Regions from separate parts of the Homo sapiens genome. Here all the other regions are linked to region 1. Evidence: chromatin loops called from intact Hi-C (ENCODE). Cell type or tissue: heart right ventricle. All regions are shown on one strand. Links, peaks and the distances in the headings refer to the core of each region. The heading gives the core; the rest is flanking DNA. Region 1 has its middle 7.3 kb from the start of PPID. Region 2 overlaps RAPGEF2 (Rap guanine nucleotide exchange factor 2). Region 3 overlaps FNIP2 (folliculin interacting protein 2).

The links. A loop is a pair of places that touch in the nucleus more often than their neighbours do. Peaks named below come from ENCODE experiments on the same cell type or tissue, not always from the same donor. Only the 100,000 strongest peaks of a DNase experiment are listed, where the experiment ranks them.
Region 2: it touches region 1 in a loop (5-fold over the local background); 85 of 110 quality-filtered maps call a loop at or near these places.
Region 3: a loop joins it to region 1, with 8 times the contacts of the local background. A loop is called at or near these places in 105 of 110 quality-filtered maps.

The regions. Positions count from the first base shown.
Region 1 is chr4:158,727,759-158,733,613 of GRCh38, reverse strand. No RefSeq gene overlaps it. Among named protein-coding and RNA genes, the nearest start is that of PPID, 7.3 kb to the right of the region's middle. In heart right ventricle, for the core only: CTCF peaks have their summits at 3,265 and 3,475 (motif pointing left); a DNase peak (open chromatin) is centred at 3,443.
Region 2 is chr4:159,199,532-159,205,386 of GRCh38, reverse strand. All of the region lies in intron 3 of RAPGEF2 (Rap guanine nucleotide exchange factor 2), which reads right to left. Among named protein-coding and RNA genes, the nearest start is that of MIR3688-1, 74 kb to the right of the region's middle. In heart right ventricle, for the core only: CTCF peaks have their summits at 2,018 and 2,220 (motif pointing right); a DNase peak (open chromatin) is centred at 2,236; H3K27ac peaks cover 5,000 bases.
Region 3 is chr4:158,847,546-158,853,400 of GRCh38, reverse strand. FNIP2 (folliculin interacting protein 2) reads right to left here. Exons shown (of 17, transcript NM_020840.3): 8 at 1,951-2,080. Among named protein-coding and RNA genes, the nearest start is that of FNIP2, 81 kb to the right of the region's middle. In heart right ventricle, for the core only: a CTCF peak has its summit at 2,374 (motif pointing right); no DNase peak of the experiment used is centred there; H3K27ac peaks cover 2,797 bases.

The DNA of each region.
Region 1 (5,855 bases), core at 618-5,617:
TTGGCACGCACCTGTAATCCCACCTACTTGGGAGGCTGAGGTGGGAGAATCGCTTGAATCTAGGAGGCAGAGGTTGCAGTGAGCCAAGATCACGCCATTGTACTCCAGGCTGGGCAATGGAGCAAGACTCCGTCTCAAAAAAAAAAAAAAGGCTCAGCTGATACAAGTAAAAGTCAGGGAGAATTGCATAAGGAATCTGGTAGCCATTAAGCCCTGTGGTTTACTAAACTTATTCATCCTTCAAATTTGAATTCTAGAAATCTGTAAAACTAGACAGTATTATTTGGCCATTTGCAAAAATAGTATGTATTGTTTGTTTTTGATGGTTAATACGAGAAAATACCTTGGGGAGGAGTAATTCTCTGTTTTGGTTTTATCAAGAATGGTACCCATTATATTATTTAATGTTTCTGTTATAATGTAGAGAAACCATAGAGATGGAAAACCATTAATAGACTATTTTGTTTATGTATGAAATTTCCTGAACAGAAGGGAGATACATTGGAGAGATATTATACAAGAAGAATTGACAGATTGTGACAGTGAACATTCCTGAGATCTACTGTGTGCAGAAGTAGAGTGAGATCTTAAGGGTTTCTAGACCAAGGTACCTTTAAAAAAATAGAGAGGGTAACAGGAGAAGGTAATTTGAGTGTAAGGTATAGATGAGAGTTCACTTTGGGATATATCAACTTTGGTGGGATATGATATTGGAAAGATGACTAAAAAATTCCCAAGTGCCAATCCATCTTCTTTGAAATTCAAACCAATCAAATTCAAACTGTTAGTAATCAAACTGCTACCAAATTCAAACTGTTAGTAATCAATATGTATCTAGGATGGTTAATAATGGCATTAGGATACAGAAGGTACCTATATGTGAAAGCATCTGGCACACAGTAGGTATGGAGTAATGTTTGTTTTTGTATCTTTAATTCCCAGAAATCATTCTGCCAAAGAAACAGAATCTCAAGGAATAAAACTCTCTATTATTAAGAAGAAATTTTTATGTTTATAGGATTTTTAAATTGTATGCATCATTTTCAATACATTTTAACAGTATTACAATAGTAAGATTACTAGGAATAAATGTTAAGACTAGGAATATAAAAAATGAAAAATCACAGGTTCTTTTATTTGAGATATAATACCATTCATTTTTAACGTCTCAGCAAGCTCATTAATTGCCTCCATGTCACTACATTCAATGGATATCTATCAGTCTTCTTTTTGCTTAATTTCCTAGTCAACTTGTTTATCACTCTCTCCTTGAAACACTCTTTTTTCCCGTCAATGTCATAATGCCACATTTTCTTCCTGGCTTGTCTTTCTACTCTTCTTCTCTGCCTCCATTGCAGACTCATTCTTCTCTCCTCCTGGCCTTTAAAAAGTGCAGTTTCTCAAGGCTCTGTCCTAGGATCTTTTCTCTATTCACCCTCTACTCCCCCTGTCCAACTATTACACCTTTCCCCACTAAATTATCATCTGTATACCATGATACCTAAATTTATATCTCAGTGTTAGATCTTTCCCTTTATATGTCCAACTAACTACTCAGTATCTCTATTTGGATGTCTCAAAGGTACCTCAAATTCAACATGAGGTACCATGTTGAGACCAAAGTGATGATATTCCACTCAAACGCTATCTTTTTCTTCCAGTGTTCCTCATCTCAGTAAACAGCCTCACCATCCATCCAATTGTGTATCTCAGGAAGCCAAGTGTCATCCTTTTTCCATTCTGCACAGTCATATCCCACATCCAGTCCAACACTTGTTACTGTTGATCACCCCTGTACCTTTCCCATCCATTCATTTTTATCCATCTTTACTATCACAACTTTAGTACAAGTGGAGTCATCACTCACCAATAGTAACCTGCTCAGTATCCTCTTTAAATCCATTATGGCTCCCCTCCATTTTGTTCTCCAAGCTAGAACCAGAATAGTCTTTTTTTTTTTTTTTTTTTTTTTTTTTAAGACAGAGTCTTGTTCTGTTACCCAGGCTGGAGTGCAGTGGCATGATCTCAGCTCACTGCAGCCTCTGCCTCCTGGGTTCAAGTGATTCTCCTGTCTCAGCCTCCCAAGTAGCTGGGATTACAGGCACCCACCACCATGCCCAACTAATTTTTGTATTTTTTGTAGAGATGGGGTTTTGCCATGTTGGCCAGGCTGGTCTTGAACTCCTGACTTTGGGTGAGGTGATCCCCCTGCCTCAGCCTCCCAAAGTGCTGGGATTACAGGTGTGGGCCGTGGTGCTCGGTCCAGAATAGTCTTTTAAACATGCAAATCTTTTCATGTCAACCCTGCTGAAAATCCTTTTCATTGGTTTACTGTTGCTGTTGGGAAAATATCTTAAATCCTCAACAGGTCACAAAAGTCGAGTCAATCAATAAGCCCTAACAGATCCTCTCTACATAAACTCTTCTACTTAGCATAACCCTTTTTCAGAGACACCAGCGTCTGTTAGTTGCACATCTATTTGTTTCTTTTGGCTTCTATCTCTGCACAGAATTAGGGAAGTTCATGGAGATGCCAAAAGATTGGCACTAATTCTCTAACCTTTCTCACTCCATGCAAAGAGATTTGGTGGAAGTTTTATTATTGTTTTTATTTCCTGTGGAAAAAATGTATTATTTGCCTCTATTCACATTCTATAAATTTAGAATATCTTACAAAAGGTATAAAAACCTAAACCATTTTATTATGATATCTCAAAACCAAATTATATAGGGATAAAACAACTCCAGCATTAATGTCAGAAGGAGCTCAGGGGCCCTTTATATATCATGGTATTTTAAAACAAATATTTAAACCTATCAAGATTGTTAGATTATATTTTTCTAGTGTATGGTAGAAGTGGTTTTAGAATCATATTGGGCAACACTTTTTCACCTCTCTAACCCTTATTTGCCTTGTAAGGATTACAGAGGTAAAATGGGATAATAAAGTTACCTACATTCCAAAGTTATTTTAAGGACTAACTAAGATGAAGTATGTAAAGTACCTGGCACAAGTGTGGCACATAGTAATGATCAATAGGTGCTAATTATTACTATTTTTGTTTATGATAGTCACAAGTCATTGTTTTAAAAGTTCTTTTAGGTTCATGTAACATTTTTTTCTTCAGAGAAAAGAAATACTGAACAAGTCTATCACTGGTTTTGTTCTATCAAATATGGGTAAATACACTTTTTCAACTGAAAACAGTAAACATTAATCCTATTACTCTGCAGAGAAGAAAATAATCTTACTGCTCTTCAGAAAGATTTTACTATTACTCCTTATTGCACATAAGCCCTGTCTACCTGGTGCTATTGTGAACTAATAATCAATATCCTTTTTTGCCATGTCACTTCCAGCCCCTAGATGAAGAAGCTTGTCCCGTTGGGAGTCCTCAGGCACTAAGTCCACTGCACCACTTCTGTCTGTGCGATGATTTCTGCCAGTGGTGGAGACTCTGCTGTCCCCTGGTGGCATTTGCCGTCTTTCATTTATTCAATGTTCTGGCTCAGAAGACCTACAGTTATCCTTAGATACTCGTAAATTTAGCAGGCAAAACCTGAGAGTTGCTATCTCATTCTGATCTGTAATTATGACTCTTGTAGTGGAAGCATCACTTTCTCTATGTGGTTCAGAGCAGAAATTCTTGGTTAGGAAACTCTCCCACATGTTACTGTCTCATCAACACCAGTGCTTCCTAGGCAGAATTCATTTCGTCTCCTCTTTAAGGAGTTACATGCTAAACTGTTCTTTGGAGTTCTATCTTTGGTTTCAGAGTCTGATTCTACAGACAGGATCCTGAAATTTCCTCTTCTAACTCTGCTATCCTTCCTAATTTCTTATCTTTGACAAAGAGGTTGGATGTTACTTCAAATTTGTCCAGGATCCTAGTAAGGACCTCAGTGATCTACAACCTATGCCCATGTAAAGGAATAAAGTTAGATCTGTATGAAATACAACTTTATTTTTCTATAACTCCGCTGAAATTCAATTCTGAATTGCCTATTTTAAAGGGCTGGTAATATCATAATCCGTGTCTATTTCTGGTATTCCTCCTTTCTCTCCCTTGGGGTTGGATCTAAATTCAAAAAAGCCTAATATAACAGCAAATTTGGGGGTTTGGAGCCTCTGGTTCTCAATGTGATCTGCCTACACAGGCATCCAGTGAGAAATTCACGATCCTAACTCAGTTATCAGTTCTACAAATCTCTAATGAGTTCAGAGTTCCCTTCTGCAGGCTCCCTTTAAATGTGGAGGCTGCCTTTCTTTTCCACGTCATACATGGGTGTACAGGGATATTGTTTTGTTTCCACTTCAAGTTAGGGCATACAAAATCTCTGTGACCCTGTCTAGTTCCCATCTACCTAATCACACCATGAATCTTGTTCTCTTTCTGGGGCCTGTTGCCTTCCTGGGACAGTTCAGGAATCAAGGAACACGTCCCTCTGCTCCTGGATTTCACAAACCCATCTATGGAGGTTTGGTGGCTTCCCAGGTATGTGACGGGGACCATGGTAAGACTCCCTGTCTCTGGGACTGTGGAAATCTGCCTTGCCATTGCCTCCTCTCTCACTTTCCCCTGTGCACCATCCACAATCTTGTCATCTCCCAACACAGAAAGTGGGTTTTTTGTTTGATTTTTTTTCTGAGAATGGAAAGCCATGATCTTATAAAAGATGTTTTGTCCAAATCTTTTGCTATAGCCAAGAGTCTTATCTGTTTCTGTAAAGCCAAGCCTTTTGCAACACCAAAGACAGGAAGAGATTCCCTTTGTTCCCTCTGCTTTCTTTGCTGTCACTTCTTTCTTTAAAAGCAAAGAGCACAGAATGCCTAGCTGCTTGTTTGGGGTGATGGGCAATGAGATTGAGAAAAGAGAATATTGGGGAGGAAGGCAATCTATTAATATTATTCTACCACATTTATGAGCAACAGGCAGAAATTATAACAACAAGGCTATCAGGAAAACTCCCCACTCCATCTGGATGAAACTGTGTTAACCCTAAGAAACGGGGCATGCTTTTGCCTCTTCTGCTCTTTTCCTTGCTAAGCACAGACAAGATGTCAGAACTCAGAAGTCCTGTTCCATGTAATCAGACTGACAGTAGAACAAGTGTTTTCTAGGAAAAGGTTTATCTTTTCACTGGAGATCCAGTTCTGAGTGGTTTTGAAAGGTACAATTCTTTTATTTGGTTTGGTTCTAGGAATATGACAGTTTATATAAAGCTGTTGCTTTACTGTGAAAAACCTAGACATAGTGAGAGTAACATCTGAATTAATCTTTTACACCCAGAAACCAGTAGAGCAGAAAGAGTCACTTTTTTTTCCTTGTAAGAATGCAAAGGAATCCTCAAAACTCCTTTGCAGTTTTAATATCCATTTTGAAATATGTTGATGTAACTATTATAATGAAGTATTAGCTACTTATGGTTAGTAATTGCTTACCCTTATTGAGTACTTACTGTGTGTCAGATACTAAAACACTTTTATTTAATATTTTTCATTTAATCTTCATAATAACCTTAGGAGATACATATTATTATTCTGATTTATAGGTGAGGAAAGTGAGGCACAAAGAGGCTAAGTAACTCGTCCAAAGGCACAAAATATGATGTGTTACAGACTGAATGTGAACCCCAGAATTCTGATGGCAGAGAAGATATGCCTACCTAAGTATATTCATCATGATAATAATGGTTGAGAGGCTATGGCATATGGGTGTCAATTCTTGTAATAAAATGTTAAATTTAAGCTAGTAGATCAGAATAAAAATGTTAATGTGAACTTATTGTGATATATGTGAGACAAAGTTACCAGTTTGCAGCCAAGACATGAAACTGGATTAGTGAATGATTTT
Region 2 (5,855 bases), core at 247-5,246, 470 kb before region 1:
GTGTAGTGGTAGTAATAATAATAAATATCTAAGACTAACACTGAGATTCTATTCTATCTAGTAGTTCTCAGGCCCTGATGTGCAAATGAATCACCTAAGATGTTAATTTAAAATGCATCTATCCCACCCAATTCCCCAGTTTCTGATCATTAGATAGGAGATCCATCAAAGTGACTTTTAAACAAATATCCTGGATGTTTCTTACACATGGGGCTGGCCAACTCTGAAAAACTTTCAGAAAAAATGGTCTCAATATGAACTCCCAAGAGGAACAAATGGCAGGAAAAAAAGTACAACTCTATTAATATCCATGCAACTAGGTACATACATTGTATTAATCAGTGCTATTTTAATTTTTCCTCAAATAATTTTTTTTTAAAATTATGAGCAAAGGAGCCCCTTCAAGTGTTGCTGAAATGCCAAAGCTTAATCCTGAAAGAACCCTGACTGAGGATTTCCAAATAACCTGACACTACCAGTACTGGGCAAAAAACAGAAATCTGAAGACTAAAGAGGTTCGTATAGGAAAGCAGTACTTGCGAGTCTCTCTAATCAGGGGAATTCACGCTTACAGAAGACCAAATCCTTCTTAGAATCTCAGAATTTGACCACAGGATCTTGAGCTAGGAACCACAATGGACAACTGATTTCATTTCAATACATCTCATCCCACAATGGACAAAACGGAAGTCACAAAAGCCCTGGTTTATAACGAGAAACTCTAAAAGGCTCCTGTTTCTGTTTTTCATCAACAGGAAGGAAATTAACGAGGCCAAACAAAACCAAATACAGACCATTATAAAATGATCAGTTCACCTTCCAATGTAAACAGATAGAAAGCCTCTGGGGCAATCAGAACTGTATGATCCCCGCTGAGCATTATCCCAAGTCTAAACAAAGAATAATGGGCATGAGGGAAATACTTGATCTGACCCCCTCACCTCTCCCACCTTCCTTCCTACTACCCCTCAACATAACCTGCTGCTCCTGACAGGCTGCTTTCCTTCTGTTCATTCCAACTCTGCCATGCTGTTCAAGATGTTTACCTCTCTCCATCTACCCTCTACATCCCACTGTACCTTAAGAGATGGCTCAAAAACTACTACTTTAAGAAAATCTTCTCACTCACTGTTTTCCAAACTCTAAAATACTTAGCCCATCTAATTTCATTGTTTTATGTTTTTCTGTAATGATTTCTTATTCCTGAGCATCTTCTTCCAACTACAATGAACTTCCTTTCAAGGCAGGAACTGCGCATCATGCCTAGTAGAAGCTGGGAAACATTTCAGTGATCATTTGCTCAGGTAAATCGGATCAGATGACATCCTTCTGATGAACCCCATGGTCCTTCACAGGAGAAGGTCCAAACCCCCTGGCAGAGCCCATGAAGGAAGCAGGAAATGCTGTGCAAAGAGCGCAGGTTCTGGAGCACAGATTCCTTCTTCCACGCTAGCCACGTGATCGTGGTAAAGTCAAATTCTGAGATTCTAGTTCCTCAACTGCAAAATGGAAGACATTGATGCCTTCTTCACAGAGCTCCTTTTATTTAATGAAACAATATATATGCAGTACCTTGCATGATGGTAACAAAAAATACTAGTTCTCTTCATCTTCCTCATCTCCTTTCCTCTCTTACGATCGTCTCTGAAAGGACCAACCTACAGCTTTGCTTTCTGCTCCCAACCCCAACATTCCTTATGCTGCAAACTTCATCCTGTTCGGCCAGGCCACACATTTTTTTTTCCACCTATGCCACAAAGGTTTTGAACAAACCTGCAGTCTAGCTTCTAAATAGTATATTTTCTCTTGTAAATTTATTACTCATCCTTCTAGTTCCAGGTTAACTATCACCTCCTCTGAGAAGTGTTTTGGTATATTCCAAGGAAAGTGAGTCGCTTTCTTCCAGCTTCCCAGTGCCCTGTGTACATGCTCACGTGACGCAGGTGCCAGAACGTCATAATTATTCACATTGGGAGTTTCTCCTCAATAGTTTTTAAACTCCTCTAACTCTTAAGTACCCCCAATATATACACTACATAATGCTTGATTGGCACTCAAATATTTTCTTAATAAGTAAATTAATGAACTGAATAGACAGGAACCCAGGTAAGGTATTAAAGTGCTTGAAAGTCAAAGATGTGAACTTCAGTTTACCAGTAAATGGAAAAATGGAGCCAGGATCTAAGAGCCTCCTCGGCAATATCCTAGAGATCCACAAGGTGGCACTCTCTCCATGGGAAAGAGCTGTGTGTGCCGCTCCACATTCTCATTTAAGGAGGTGGCCAGTAAATGCAAGCGATCAAGTTGAAGTTGACAAGGGAACTGAAAGAACAAAAAACTACTAAGTCCAAAGAAAACTGATTAAATCAGCAAAGACAATTATTAGAGGGCAAGAAAATAACTGTGAAAATGCTACTTCATTCAGCTGTTAATACAATGTGAAAACTTAAGTGAGGCCCAGTCAGCCAAAAAGGTTGCTCATGGAGGCCAGGCACAGTGGCTCACGCCTGTAATCCCAGCACTTTAGGAGGCAGAGGCAGGTGGATCACCTGAGGTCAGGAGTTTGAGATCTACCTGGCCAACATGGTGAAACCCCGTCTCTACTAAAAATACAAAAATTAGCCAGGCATGGTGGTGGGTGCCTATAGTCCCAACTATTCGGGAGGCTGAGGCAAGAGAATCGCTTGAACCCAGGAGGCGGAGGTTGCAGTGGGCCAAGATCATGCCACTGCACTCCAGCCTGGGCAACAAGAGCAAAACTCCGCCAAAAAAACGAAGAAAGAAAGAAAAGCCAAGGGGGACTGACAAGGAGAGAAAAGAGAGTTGAAAGAAAACAGAGCGGCAGGCGTTGCGGAAGTGGCTGTGGGTAAAGGATGCTGATCCTAGAAGACCATCAGCTCAAAACAAGACTCCCAACAGCCACAAACATGGCCATCTAAGTTTTGGGGGGTTTTCGGGAGTGGAGAAGCAATAAACAGAAACAGAAAGAATGGTGCCCATGCAAAATCTAAGCAAACTGGAACTAGAAGTTAGTGCTTTCCCAGATGATCCTGACAAAATATGAAACAAGGAGGGTGTATGGGGTACAAGAAGAGACTCCTCCCACTCTAGCAGAGCAAGTGCAATATGGCCAAGCCTGAAGCGGCCCAGGGGAGTGAGGAAGCTCCTCTAAATGCTTCACATGGACAGCATTAACAAGGTCATTAAAACAGAGAAGCAAAAAGATGGCGATTGCTTTGTGAGAAAGAATAGGCAAAATGTCCAGAAACAGTGGCTGAGCCGAGCACACGACACAGCTATCTGAGACAGGTTCGGCACAACTGAGAACCACATATAGCATCAAATACCAATTTTGGTGCTATTTTAGAAAGGTCACTTTATACTATCCAGGATGTAATACCGCACAGTATCACATTCAAAAGACAAAGCTGTTGGCATCTGGAGAAAAGGAGACAGGAATCATCATCGAGGGCTATTGATCACATGCCTATAAAACAAGAAAGTGAAATAAAATGAAGACTAACAAAGGTTCCAATAACTACATGGGGACCACAAGGAACTCCAGAGGGCCAGCCACCCATGACCAAAAAATAGAAAAACACCTTTATTTTCCTGTATCTGCGGTCTCACCAACACCCTCCAACCAAAAGATAAAGGGACAACTTCCGAAGCTTCTCCCTCTTCACAGCCTATCATCACATTCTGCGGGTTCCCCTCCCAAGTCTCTATCGAAACCCTTTGCTACAGTTCAGGGTCCCATTTTTGCTCACCTACACTGCTGTTATTACAGACTTCTGGCCAGCTTAGACTTGTGCTCTCAAATATACGATTATGCCAAAAAACCACAGTGAAAATTACTTATTTACAACAAATTATCCTCTATCCTTTTATAGGCGTCCCGCAGACAGTTGAGATCAGAGGTTTTCAATGTCAAGAGCCCTTGGGATTTCAAGGCGTCCAAACCTCTTTCAACCATAATAGCTACTATTGTTGGGCTGAACAGGATTTTCTATGAACAAAGTGTTCCACGGCTTCAAAAAAATAAGTTCTAACAATGGCCACCTTCCAATAGACAGATGGCTTTCCAGATACACAATAATTTTAATCTTTTTCACAAATACATTACATCATTTCTGTTACTGGATTTATTACAGTTTAAAAATTTGTATATTTTTACTCCTCTGATGGAGCGCTGAGCTATAAGCTGATAGACAAAGTTTTCATTATTTATTTTTGTATAGTCAAATGGCACAAAGCAAGCTCACTAGATAAGTTAATGCAACACAGCACAGTAAGCAACCCCAACAATGATATCAAGCCAAAAGAAATATAAAGTGCATGTACTAAAACATGAAGTATACGCCAAATTTTAGAAGGAGGACTAACAAGAGTTAAGGGCTTTGGTATTTACAATTTCCACTGTTGGAATACTGATATTTTATTATAAAATGATATTATTCATAATACTGAGTTATATGTAAATATATCAATTATATATAAATTCCCACAATAAGAAAACAAATGACATTTTTAAAGTAGAGGGTAATTTTTATTCTATTTCTTAAAAGTTCTAAATTGTAAGGAAATTACTTCATTTATAATTAAAAACTCTGAAGAAAGAAAACACCATTTTAAGATTTTCAAAAAAAATCCTTATTTTCCAAACAATAGCAATTCATTTACAAGGAATTGCAACCAACAAAACAGGAAAAGTCAGTAAGATCAATAAGAACTCTGAAAGCTGATGAAAATATTGAAGACATTTCATCTTTATACTGAAAATACAGGGGACACAGCAGACATCCTTTTTTTTTAACTAGCAAACAATGTAAACTACTAAAGAACCAGTAAAGCCAGATATTCTATAGGCTCATTAATGTTATCATTTTTTTCATTATTTATTATTTTTATTATTGTTTTTGAGACAAAGTCTCACTGTCACCCAGGCCAGAGTGCGGTGGTGCACTCTTGGCTCACTGCAACCTCCGCCTCCCAGGCTCAAGTGACCTTCCCACCTCAGCCTCCTGAGCAGTGCTGGGACCACAGAGGTGCGCCACCACACTGGCTAATTTTTGTATTTTTTTAGAGATAGGGTCGTGCCATTTTGTCCAGGCTGGTCTCGAACTCCTGGGCTCAAGCGATCCACCCACCTCAGCCTCCCAAGGTGCTGGGATTACAGGCATGAGCCACTGTGCCTGGCACAATCTTAAATTTATGAAATTCATTTTTAACATGAAAGGAAGGAGTGAAACACTGGGAGTTATGAAGCTATTCAATAAATGATAAATGAAAGGAAAAACACCAATACAAACTATATATATATATAGAGAGAGAGAGAGATTACATCAAATCGATGAGTCAGCTAAACTGAGGGTAAAGAAATAGATCCAAGGGCTCAAGGAACAATTTATCACATTTAAAAGAATCTGAAATTTTGACTCTTTTGGAAACTACTAATGGGTTATGAAATTAATTTACAAATGTCTCTTTTAGATTCATATGCTGCAATTTTATCTTCACAAGAAACCTGTTTCTCACCTGGAGTCACCTGGGTCTCAGAAAAATGAAAGGTAACTTATACACACCCAGAGACAGAGTCAAATTCAAAGCTAAATCTGCCTAACTTCACTATAGGAGTCCCAACAGCAAGAAACTGCAACAATACTGCAAAACACCTGACAGCACCACTACCCCTCACATCAGAAAGGATATAAAAAGCAAGCTGTATTTTTCTCCTATACCTTACCCTAAACAGGTTTTTATTCACTAAGCAGTTTCACAGAAAATTGATACGAAGAATCCAACACCTGATGATGTGTAACCAGCCATTTTATTAGGAAGTGAGACCATAATGA
Region 3 (5,855 bases), core at 431-5,430, 120 kb before region 1:
TAAAGTATAATAATAATAAAAAAAATTTATCCAGATGTTGTCATAGTCCATAAAGCTATGTAAGACTGCATCAGCAGAAAGATCCTTCTCCAAGTAAAAAATTATCAAAAATTATTTGCCACCTTGCATTTGCCAGGAGTGACTATCACTTTCAATTATATCCACTGAAAGCCAAGTTGCTAAAACTATAAACTTTGATGACTAAACAAATGTATTTGCAGAAAAGGCTTACAACACAAGATATCACATAATGATATTATAATATAAAATTATGACATCAAAAATATTATGTTTGGAATTTATTAGTTTATATTATTATTCATCTATCACTATCATCTCTATTATATCTTACATATAAAGTATTCTTAAAGAAAAACTTTTTTTCTTTTTAGTCCCTTTAATAACTCTTTTCTTGTTTTTTGGGTAAGAGGACCACATTTTTATTTTGCACTGGCCCATAAACTAGGTAGCCAGCCTTGACCATATTCACAACCTTTCTGAATGTAAGATACTTATTTTAGGTGTATTATTTCAACTTTGGATTTAAACCTGAAGGGATAAAAAAACATTTTCAGAAAAGAAATGTTGAAAGAGGATGGTTTCCAAGACCTATCTCTTCCAATCACAGAAGCTGTCATAATGACAGTGAGGATGGTGGCGATGCCGTCTCCTGACAGTTGCAGTAATGGTAATGACAATGACAGCAATAATAATAGTAAATAATTCACATTGGCCACATTTTATTGCCCATATCCTATGTCTTGGCTAAACACCGGACTTGATTTATCTCATTTAACCCTCCCAGCCACACTCGGAAGCTGTGCTAGTATTATTATCATATTGCAGATGACGATGCAACACTCAGAATCCAGGTTAACTTATTCTATCAGACATCTAGTGAGTGACAGAGCTAGGACTTGTGTTCACACAAAATTCCAAGCTTTTAATCATCTCATTCAAAGTCCACCAACCAAAAAGCAGCTTCTTGATGGGTGACAAAGCTATAATTTTTTCTTTCCAGCTAGCTCCCTAGGATTGTGAAAGGAACAGAAGCGAGGCAAGCCACCTGACATGTGCTGCTCACACATCCTGACCCCTCAGTTTCTCAGCTTGTCCCTGCAGTGTCATCTCTTCCAGGAAGGGCTCCCTAATTCCCCCCATGACCATCACTGTATTTTCTCCATCCTGAGTCTCATGGCACTTTATGTCTCCCTGTGATATTTATCATGTACCATCTTGTAAACTATCCAAGTACAGGCACATAGCTGAACTGTCTTATACCTTCACGGATCTCTACGTATGTTGAGTACTAGTCAATTTACTAAATCAGTTAATTGACATGTGAATTTTTATAGGTACATATAAAAATTCCACTTCAAGTATTTGGATTGTAGGAAGAACAAGTTGGAAGCTATGAATGTAACATCAAATGTACATTTTGCACACAAAACCAGCTGAAATAAAGACAGAAAATACCTAGATGCCATCTCTATTTAAAATCATGTTCATATCTGTTTAGTTGAAGAATTTACATTTTACAAAGAGAATATATCACAAACCCTTGACTTCATATATTTTTGAATACCACACTGGTATCACTGTAGCCAAGGAAGAGATTGATCCACCCTTCATTACTTATACAAGCTACATCTGGAAGGGACTCATTTTAAAGAGAGCACACCATTTTAAATGAACACCCAATCTAGCTCAACATGATACAACTACCCAGATACTCCCCAGTGTCTTCCAAAGGAGGAGATTTTAAAATTTCAGCTTTTATTTATTCTTCCCTTTAGAACTTCCAATTTGTAAACTTTCAGGCTCAGCTGAAGCTAATAAAAAAGTTTTGGTTTTTTTTCCACTGACAATAGGCACGAACAGCCTCCCTGCCAGTTTCATCAAGCTGCCTACACTCCTACTTTTCTCAGCAAGAGGAAACTTGCAACTCACCTTCTTGGGATGATGCCATTTTCCAAACTTGTTGTCTGACTTCGAAGCCAGCGGCGCTGGTAACTGCTGGAAGAAGATGTAGAGGAGCTTGGAGATGGGAAAGGTGTGATCAAAAGACTGCTTAGTGAGGCTGTAGGAAGAATTTGGAATTTGAAAGTTGAGGTCAATTAGTCCTCATGTAGCTACATAATGCACAACATTAAGAATGTATTTAATATCACTGAACTCTACATTTATTATGTATTTAATATCACTAAACTGTACACTTCGCCACTAAAAAAATGACAAAACCCGCAATTACCTTTGCACCAACCTAATAAAATGGTTGAGATGGTAAATTTCATATTATATGTATTTTAATACAATCCAAAAATTGGAAAAAAAATATCTATGCCAAGTAATCTAAAATTTCAGGTTCTACCAGTCATATCCAGCAGGGGGAGACTATAATTTCTCTCTTCCTAAGATTTCTGAACAGCAAAGAAAACATCCTTTAAAAAGGAACACAAATTAAACGAAATAAGAGTCACAGATGTAGCAAGTGCACAAATTAGCAGGCCCATATTACAAATGCAAAATAATCATTGCTCAGACTGTAGATTGCAGATTTCTACTAAAATGGTCCACACAACATAACTATATTGCCACCAGGTAACTAATGCCATACATAATGCTTACTTTACACATATTTCCTCCTTAGTAATCCTTCACTCTATACTTTGAGGTAAAATTAGGCAAATAAGTTTTTTCCCCATCTAGTATCCTGTCTCCCAAACTTCATCTCCATATATACAATACTTATCCTCCTTCCCTCCAGCCCCCACTGCTACTCTGTTGTCTGTGAAAAAGAAACCTCTACTCTCCAATATGCTTTCTGCTTGGATTACTTATTTGCCTCTGAACCTTTCTCTGCTTCCTCCTGCTACATATTAGATGCCTACACCTGTGTCTCAGGAAGTATGAGCTGACAGTGCCATCCCAGACTTTTCTAACAGGCAGGGAGGAGGGACTAGTCCCTCTCAGGTAGGCAAAGGGTTTCTTTCAAGTCAAGCTGCTTGATGAACATCTACTGGTTTGAAAGAATGGAAGAAAACAGACTTGTTCTGCTTTTACTTCCCTAAGGCTAAGGAATTAGACATTGAAATGTCACTCAGTCCAGTGGAAAATAAAATAGGGTGCTACAGATGGCCAGTCAACATTTTCTGAAACAAATCACAGGGCAAAGGAAATTGATTTTGGTAAATACAGTATACTATGCTCATGAATATCACTTGATAAAGCAGTGTCTCCACATGAACTATTACATTTATACTTTTGTAGGCAAATGTAAATAACCTGACTTCCCGACCTGAGCTCTTAAATACTACAGGAGTTACTTTGCTATCAACTAATAAGTAATGCCAGGTGTGGTAGGCAACTGGGGTAAGTGGTGGACAAGTCTATAATAGTATCAATGAACATGATGACTCAAGTTTCTTTCCAAAGCAGAGGTCTCTGAGATGCTTTTCCTTTTATCTAGCTGATATTCACAGAAAATTTGTTTGGTAGGTCTTAATCATCTTTGCATCCATTGTACCCATAACGGTGCCTTGACCACAGTAGGCAATTAGCAAATGCTTCCTGAACGTATGGCACTTTTTTTTTTTTTTAACCAAACTGTTACATGTGGCTGGCCCCAGTAAGCTGACCTGGTTGCCATCTTGAGACCAGACTTAAATCCCCAAAACCAAATCCACATTTCAAGTATCAGTGAACAGGTAATTTTTCTGAGAATTTTGAAAGGAGTTAGAAGAGAGCTTTTCCTTGGAGTCACACAAAATTACTTAATAAAACATCCTAATTAGACGTTTCTGTCCTGCCCCCTAGTTCCTAAAGTCCCCTACAGAATCCAGAAGCCCCCTCCCACATCTCTAGGGTCCTGCCTCTCTCCTTCCCTTATGCTGAGCAAATCAACTTCTGGCAGGCAGAGAACAAGGTTGACAGATGGTACTTGCTGGATAAATACTTTTCTCCTGTCACAGTATTAGGGCTCAGAAAATGATACCCCAAAATATGGTGCCCTGGCATCCTGAGCACTTTGAACCAAAGGACACTGGAAGGCCTCAGAAGTCAAGTCTGTCTCAGATCTTCTCCTGACCTTCTTTCTCCTGCTCCCCCTCCTCCCTGCAAGGCAAACCACAGAAACTAAAATTCCTCTTCATTAAGGCAAGTCACAGAAACTAGATCCCCTTTTCCCCCAAAGCCCGCCATGAAACCTAGAAATATTACTTTAACATTCCCTTGCCTTTCTATGTAAGAGCTGGCTATAAGGAAATTCTTAGGCCTACTTTATCTGAAAGTAGATCGTAAGACCCTTAATTCCAGAAGGGGTCCAGTCCTATACCTGACAGGAAGAAATGCCACACAGAGAGATCAAGAAGAATCAGGATGGGCCCTTGCTAGGTGGGTTTTCCCCTTTGGTCTGTGACTATAAGATCAACCCCCTTTTGTCCAATTACAATTCTACCTGGCTACCCACTCCTTCATCAAATCTAAGCATAAAAAGGGACAGTTTTCCCTTGGGTCTTTGGGTATCTCTGAAGGCTCCCATGCCATATAAAATTTTGATGCATTCTTCAGTATGACAATTGCATTTTTCAACTCCAGAATTTCTGCTTGATTCTTTTTAATTATTTCCATTTCTTCATTAAATATATCTGATAGGATTCTGAATTCCTTCTGTGTTCTCTTGAATTTTGAGTTTCCTCAACACAGCTATTTTGAATTCTCTGTCTGAAAGGTCACATATCTCTGTCTCTCCAGGACTGGCCCCTGGTGCTGTATTTAGTCCATTTGGTGAGGTAACGTGATCCTGGATGGTCTTTATGCTTGTAGATGTCAGTCAGTGTCTGGGCATTGAAGAGTTAGGTATTGATTGTAGTCTTCACAATCTGGGCTTGTCTGTACCCACCCTTCTTGGGCAGGCTTTCCAAATATTTGAAGGGACTTGGGTATTGTGATCTAAGTCTTTGGTCACTGCAGCTGTATCTGAACAAGCCAGCTGACACTGTGCTCCCCTTGGCTGATCTTGGATAAGATCTAGAAGAATTCTCTGGATTACCAGGCAAAGACTCTTGTTCTCTTCCTTTACTTTGTCCCAAACAAATGGAGTCTCTTTCTCTCTCTGCTGAGCTGCCTAGAGCTGGAGGAAGGGTGAAACAAACATCCCTGTGACCACCACCATTGAGACTGTATTGGGGCAGACCTGAAGCCAGCACAGCACTGGGTATTGCCCAAGGCCTGCTGCAAGTACTACCTGGTTACCGCCTGTATTTGCTGAAGACCTAGGGCTCTAAAATCAGCAGGTTGTGAAGCCAGCCAGGCTTGTGTCCTTCCCTCAAAGGTGGCAAGTTCCCCCTGGTGAGTCCAGAGATGCTGTGAGCCAATGCCTGGAGTCAGAAACCTTACGAATCTACCTGATGCTCTGTTCTGCTGCAGCTGGGCTGGCACCCAAGCCACAAGACAAAGTCATTCCAACTCTTCCCTCTCCTGTCCCCAGGCAGAGGAGTCTCTCTCCATGTCCACCACCACCACGGGCCCATAGTGGCTACTGCCAGCCTATAGTGATGTTCACTTAACGCCCAAGGGCTCTTCAGTCAGCTTATGGTGAATGCTGCCAGGCCTGGGACTCACCCTTAGGGCAGTGGGGTCCCCTCTGGCCCAGGGCAGGTCCATAGATGCTGTCCAAGAGCCAATGTCTGGAACTGAGGACCCTAAGTGCCTGCTTGGTGCTCTACCCCACTATGGCCAACCTGGTACCGTTTTCTCAAGCATAAGGGGCCTCTCCTCAAAGCCACCACAGCAGTGACTGTGCTAGGTCATGTCACGTCTCAGAGTCTCACCCAGGGCCTTAAGTCAGCAGGTGA